2 separate regions of the Homo sapiens genome follow, and region 1 is linked to region 2. A link is a contact called in ENCODE Hi-C or POLR2A ChIA-PET data. All regions are on one chromosome and are shown on one strand. The core of a region is the stretch at or near the end of the contact, and the rest is flanking DNA. Distances in the headings are between cores, read along the strand shown. Region 1 overlaps SASH1 (SAM and SH3 domain containing 1). Region 2 overlaps SASH1 (SAM and SH3 domain containing 1).

Region 1 (3,210 bases), core at 689-3,188, 94 kb after region 2:
CTAATAGCATCACATAATTAGTTTATAAAAGGATGCAAATCTCTTCTTACACTGAGCATTTGAACCAAAGTGTAGGTTGAAACAATGCCATCTTGAGCATTCTTTCATTTATTTATGTGCAAGCATTTATTGAGTACCCACTATGTGCCAGTCCTTGTACACAGGGAGCTTGGGTTTGAGAAAAGGATTAGATTAATAGATGGCGTGGTTGTGGACTTCATTGAGATTTTCCTGCCTATTGTGATAGGTGCACACAGAAAGTCCAGCAAGCCCCAGCAAAGAGGGTCTGGGAGCCTTCCCAGAGAAGGTGGTTGACACTGAGGAAGAGCTTTCCAGGAGAAGGAGAAATGTGTGTCAGGAGAGGCAGCAGCAAAGTCAGAGGTCTAGATGAAGAGCTGAGTAAATCGGAAAACTTGGGTAATATGAGAAAATTAGGTCAAGTAATATGAAGCATTTCTCTCTCTCAGTATTTTGACTTCTAGGGTATAGATTCTATTCTTTACTTATTTTTATTTATAAATTGGTTCTGTAATAGGTTGTTTCCTTATTTCTGCAAACTTTAAATTTATATAATTTATGTTTTTTATCTTGTCTTTGAGGTCTCATTTAATTGAATTCACGTTCTTATTAAATTATTTTATAGAGAGAAGCAACTATTAGGAATTTCTTCCTGTTCCTTGAGTTGAGATGATGAAGTGATGAGAGCAAAGATTGGCTTTTTGTTTTTATCTATGCTTCTTCTTTTCCCCCTCTCTTTGCCGTAGTTTGTTTGTATAGTTGTCATGTCCTTGGTCCTGTTTGGGTGGCTCTGATCACGTTCTCCATTTGTGCTGATATTGAGGGTTATGTTTTGACCTGTTTGCCATGCTATCTGACAATAGATTTTTTTTTTTTTTCTCCTTTCAAGATACAGTTGAGGGCTTCATTTTGTGGTCCATTTATGTTTGTTGTTGCTACAACCTGGCCATGATATATGGTGAAATGTGGTCTTCATTGGGATAGCTGGACTCTGCCTTTTCTCTCCTGAAACTGTGTTGAATGTGCCGTATCGTAATTGATGCCACCTGGTTCATAGCTGGGGTAATTGGTAGAACATAGCCATTCTGCCTTTCATTCATTTTTTGAATTTTAGAGACTGTATTTCAATCAAGAACAACCTCACTTGACTTTCCATCGTTTCACTCATTGCTCTTCTGTAGCCATTTCCACTGCTGTTAGGTCAGAAAAAGATAAAGAGGTCACACAGTTTCCTTCCAGATTTGGAGTCACATGAAAGGATTCTGTGGATTCCTGCCAGCCTGGCTTTTGTAGAAGTTGTGGGCCTTTTCCAGTGGGCCTCAGAAATTTGTTTCTTACCTTAGTCATGGAGTTTAGTACATTAGATTATGTAGCTTTCTCTCTTTGGTTGCTCTTGGCGCAATATTTTTGCTAGTTTTTAGTGTTTTATTGTTTGTTTGTTTGTTTGTTTTTTCTTCTTGGGGGGCTTTTGCTCATTTTGTTAGTCGTTGTGAGAAGAATATTCTGTGGTTCAGTGTTCAGCAGAGTTCATGACCTGATTGTTTTGCCAATTGGATGACCACAAAGAACCTTTCTAGCTCTAAATAATTCCTCTCTGAAGGTATTTAGTCTAGATTTCTTCAATTTGGAACTTGAAGTAAATTTGCTTATTTATTCTGCAAACAGAAGGAGATTAACGTTAAGGTTGTAGATCGTCAGTCTAGGAGGTAACATTGGACCCTCCTGCCTCCAGCTTCGACAGATGACCACTGACCTGGTGGCATAAGTTTGGCTTGGAGGAATGGTCTTGGTGGTCCCACCTTCCCTCCATTGCCATTTGGCTCCATCAGTTCTCTGTATTTCTACATTGCCATTTGCCTAGACAAGGTTGTTTGGCAGCCCTGTCGGAGAAGTCATCGTGCCTGATACATGAGTCATTCAGCCTAAGATGCCATAAAAGTAATGTGACTTTGCAAACACCACCCAATCCCTTAGGAGACTTACGGCTTCTGGGATGAACACTTTCATCAGCTCCAGAAACTAGCGCCTTAAATGCGTATGTAATTGCCCTACTTGGCAGTCCTGTTCTGAATCATCCTTTTTCCATGGCATGTGAGAATTGGATGCCCTTGGGAATGAGTGGGTTTGGTGTTTTGCTTTAGTCTTCAGTGTGTCTGATCCCATAGATTTGCTCTGGATAACACTACCCCACTCTGAACAGAGGGACCTGTAGAGCTGTAGATTACCTTCCCAACACTTTGTTTCCTAACTCACCTATTTAATATGAAACAATACGTTTCTCTGACCTATGGTCAGGGTGACAAAGCCCCAGGCAGAAATGTCTTCCAAAGATTTACAGAGTGAAGGAGAAGCCAGTCCTCTCGCCTCTACTTACCACTCTCTCCCCCCACCCATTCAGGAGGAAAGGCATTCTCTGCTCTGTGGCAACCTGCAGAATTGGGGTGGGAGGATTCACTTTTGTTTTATGTCTCCCTAGATCTGGCTGTAGGACTCCTGAGATTTTGTATTTTTCTCCCTTCTCCTCATGGGGGCGATTAAAAACGATTCAAAGTTCATGAGTTTAAGAAATAGATTGCAGTTGATTAGGGAACATAACATCCATTTGCTGCTCCTTTGGTTTTATGGTTAAATTTTAAAGCAGTTTCTTAAGTGAATTAAGTGCTGACAAGCCTTTGCCCCAAAGGAATGGTAATATTACCTCAAATTCTCACATACTTTTTCCAAATAAAACTATCATGTAATTATCTTCTTCTCTCTGCCGCCGCCTCCTCCTCCGTCTCTTTCTTCAAATCTGGCAACAACTAGTTAATTTTGAAACTGCCAGAGAGATTATTTCAGTGTTCCACTGTACCTCTGGGAGAAGAATGGAATCTCATCTTTTTTTTTCCATATGCTAACCAAAATCTCCTAATTTCAGAGGGCAATGATGTCACCAGCTAATGAGCAAAATATTTCTTACTAAACAGATGAGTCCTCCCCTGACTCCTTTGTGATAAAAGAAAAAAAAAACTTACCCACAGTGTGTTTCATATTTTCTACTGTTACTTCTAGCAACTCATAAACACACTTTCAAGTAACTCTAACTTATTTGAACAGTGAGACTAATTTTTTTCTAAATACGAAGAATAACACATTAACCTGATGACTGTGACCAAAAGGCCTCTGCCACGGCCCCAGAGTCAGTGCAGTGCC
Region 2 (3,207 bases), core at 425-2,924:
ATGAGAAAAGCTGCACTTACTGGTTTGACCTGGGAATGTGTCTTCTTTTGCTAACTTTAAAGTGCAACTTGTTACTTAGGAAAAAAAATCAGAAATCGACAGTGTAATCTTTGGACTCCAGTTCTTGTGCTGGAAGTGGCCTCCATGGTAAAAGAAAACTTAGAGACATTTTCTGCAGGCAGAGATGTGCCCTGTGCCTATGCCACACCGATTTCAGAATGGGGCAGGGTAGGGCAGGGCTGTAGAACAGGTCAGATGGGCATTCTTCTCATTGCTGGGTGCCAGTCACCTGCCCTGACCCCAGGAGATGACAATTTTGAACACAAGCCAGCATTTTAGTGAGATTTGAATTTATTCAGCAATCTGCTTGTTTTTGTTTGTGCTTGTTTGTTCTGGCTGGTCATAGGAATCTCAAAGAATACCTCTGAAGGACTTCATTTGGGGGCCCAGTGTGAACATTGCTGATACGAGTAAAATCTATTTCTGAGCTGCAAGAGATAAAAAAAAAAGAAGTCGTAGATAAAAGCAGTTGGAATATGTTTAATGTTATTTTAATCTGTTGCATTATGTGAAATAGTGTTACAGTTTGCATACAGATTCCTACTTGCCAGTATTCAAACTTAGAACAGTGTCCTCTCCATCAGCACACAGCAGAAAAGGCAGCCAACATATGCCTATCACCTTCTACAACAGCTTGTGGGGGATCATGGAGCATAGATGCAGAATGCTGGGCTTGGGGATCCAGGTAAGCAAGACAGGGTCTGGCCCCAAGAGACAGGTGAAGCAAGGTGCCAAGTCCAGGGATGACAGTGAAGGCAGGGAGGAGCAGAGAGAATCAGGCTTTCCAAGGGAGGAGCAGAGAGAATCAGGTGCTCCAAGGGAGGAGCAGAGAGAATCAAGCTCTCCAAGGGAGGAGCAGAGAGAATCAGGCTCTCCAAGGGAGGAGCAGAGAGAATCAGGCTCTCCAAGGGAGGAACAGAGAGGATCAGGCGCTCCAAGGGAGGAGCAGAGAGAATCAGGCGCTCCAAGGGAGGAGCAGAGAGAATCAGGCTCTCCAAGGGAGGAGCAGAGAGAATCAGCCTCTCCAAGGGAGGAGCAGAGAGAATCAGGCGCTCCAAGGGTCTAGGAAAGCCTAGTCCATGGCAGGAGTGGTATAGAGGAGGGTGGAACTTTTTAAGTTGAGTTTATCTTGTATTATTTTAGTTTTTTAAAAAAAATTATTTTAAAAAATTATAGTAAAATATACATAACGTAAAATTTACCATCCTAACTGATTTTGAGTTGCAGTTCAGTGACAGCATAATCACATGTTGTTCCACCATCACCACCAACCATCCACAGAGCTCTTTCCGTCCTGCAAAGCTGAAACCCTGTGCCTATTAAACAACTCCCTATTTCCCCTCCTCACATCTCCTGGCAGCCACCATTCTACTTTTGTCTGTATGAATTTGACCATTCGCAATACCTCCTGTAAGTGGAATTATGTAGTATTTGTCCTTTTGTGACTGTTTTTTTTCACTTAGCTTTATGCCCTCAGCGTTCATCTGTCTTGTAGCATGTGTCAGAATTTTCTTCCCTTTTGAGGCTGAATAATATTTCCTTGTCCCATATACCACATTTTGTTTATTTATCCACCAACAGCCAGTTGGGTTGCTTCCATCATTTTTCTATTGTGAGTAATGCTGCTATGAACATGAGTGTACAAATAGCTCTTCAAATCCCTGCTTTCATTTCTTTTGGGAATATGCCTAGAGGTGGAACTGCTGGATGATCTGGCAGTTCTACTTTTAATTTTTTTGTTTTTGTTTTGAGATGGAGTCTTGCTCTGTCACTCCGGCTGGAGTGCAGTGGCGCAGTCTCGGCTCACTGCAACCTCTGCCGCCCGAGTTGAAGCAATTCTCTTGTCTCAGCCTCCCGAGTAGCTGGGACTACAGGCGCGCACCACCACACCTGGCTAATTTTTGTATTTTTGGTAGAGATGGGGTTTCACCATGTTAGCCAGGCTGGTCTCAAACTCCTGACCTTAGGTGATCCACCCGCCTCGGCCTCCCAAAGTGCTGGGATTACAGGCGTGAGCCACCGCACCCAGCTACTTTTAAATTTTTGAGGAACCTCCATACTGGCTATGCCATTTTACATTCCTACCAGCAGGGAGGGAACAGGGGTTCTAATTTCTCGTCATCCTTGCTAACACTTTTTTTTCCTTTTTGATAATAACTATCCTAATGGACATAAAATGGTATCTCATTATGGTTTTGATTTGCATTTTCCTAATGTTAGTGATGTTGGGCATCTTTCCTTTTTTTTTTTTTTTTTTTTGAGACAGAGTCTTGCTGTGTCACTGCAACCTCCTACTCCTGGGTTCAAGCGATTCTCCTGCCTCAACCTCCCAAGTAGCAGGGACTACAGGTGCCCGCCACCACGCCCGGCTAATTTTTGTATTTTTAGTAGAGATGGGGTTTCACTGTGTTGGCCAGGTTGGTCTTGAACTCCTGACCTTGTGATCCGCCCGCCTCAGCCTCCCAGAGTGCTGGGATTACAGGTGTGAGCCACCACGCCCAGCGCATCTTTTCATATACTTATTAGCCATTTGTGTATTTTCTTTGGAGAAATGTCTACACAAGTCTTTCCCCATTTATGAGTTGGATTGTTTATTTCAATCCAACTCAATGTATAAAAGAAGTTTATTTCAATCCAACTCCATGTATAAAGTTCTTTATACATTCTGGATATGAATCCCTTATCAGATATGATTTGCAAATATTTTCTTCACTTCTGTGGGTTGCCTTTCACTCTTGATCGTGTCCTTTGATGCACAAACGTTTTCATAATTCTGATGGAGTTCAGTTTATTCTTTTGTTGCCTGTGCTTTTGGTGTCATATCCACTGAAATCATTGCCAAATCCAGTGTTGTGAGCCTTTCTCACTATGTTGTCTTGTAAGAGTTTTACACTTTTACGTCTTACGTTTAGGCCTCTGATCCACTTTGAGTTAATATTTGCATATGGTGTAAGGTGTCCCCTTATTTTCATTATCTTGCAGTTTACACATAGTCGCATAAATTGAAGTGATTTGCTTTGGAGAAAAAGGCAGCCCCTGCCTCCCTCCCACCACCTTTTTTGCCCGCTACACTTGTCACTCGGCTACATTCACCTGCTATGCTTGTCACTCCACCCTGCTCTAATGCCGCTTTCTCTGCAGGCTCTT

The links. Hi-C counts contacts between places; a loop is a spot of excess contacts on that map. ChIA-PET counts read pairs that join two places held with the same protein, here RNA polymerase II (POLR2A).
Region 1: a loop to region 2 is called in a map of ascending aorta, with 2.0 times the contacts of the local background. The contact joins two enhancer-like sites. A Hi-C loop is called at or near these places in 2 of 168 maps with a recorded cell type or tissue (ascending aorta and astrocyte of the cerebellum). POLR2A ChIA-PET finds 5 or more read pairs at or near these places in 2 of 52 experiments (both WTC11).

The regions. Positions count from the first base shown.
Region 1 is chr6:148,499,338-148,502,547 of GRCh38, forward strand. All of the region lies in intron 8 of SASH1 (SAM and SH3 domain containing 1), which reads left to right. Among named protein-coding and RNA genes, the nearest start is that of SASH1, 160 kb to the left of the region's middle. Within about 2 kb of position 1,939, at least 14 of the 41 ENCODE cell types and tissues checked have a DNase peak (open chromatin) inside an H3K27ac peak, as active enhancers do; they include ascending aorta, where a contact is called at or near this core.
Region 2 is chr6:148,405,842-148,409,048 of GRCh38, forward strand. All of the region lies in intron 2 of SASH1 (SAM and SH3 domain containing 1), which reads left to right. Among named protein-coding and RNA genes, the nearest start is that of SASH1, 65 kb to the left of the region's middle. Within about 2 kb of position 1,675, at least 9 of the 41 ENCODE cell types and tissues checked have a DNase peak (open chromatin) inside an H3K27ac peak, as active enhancers do; they include ascending aorta, where a contact is called at or near this core.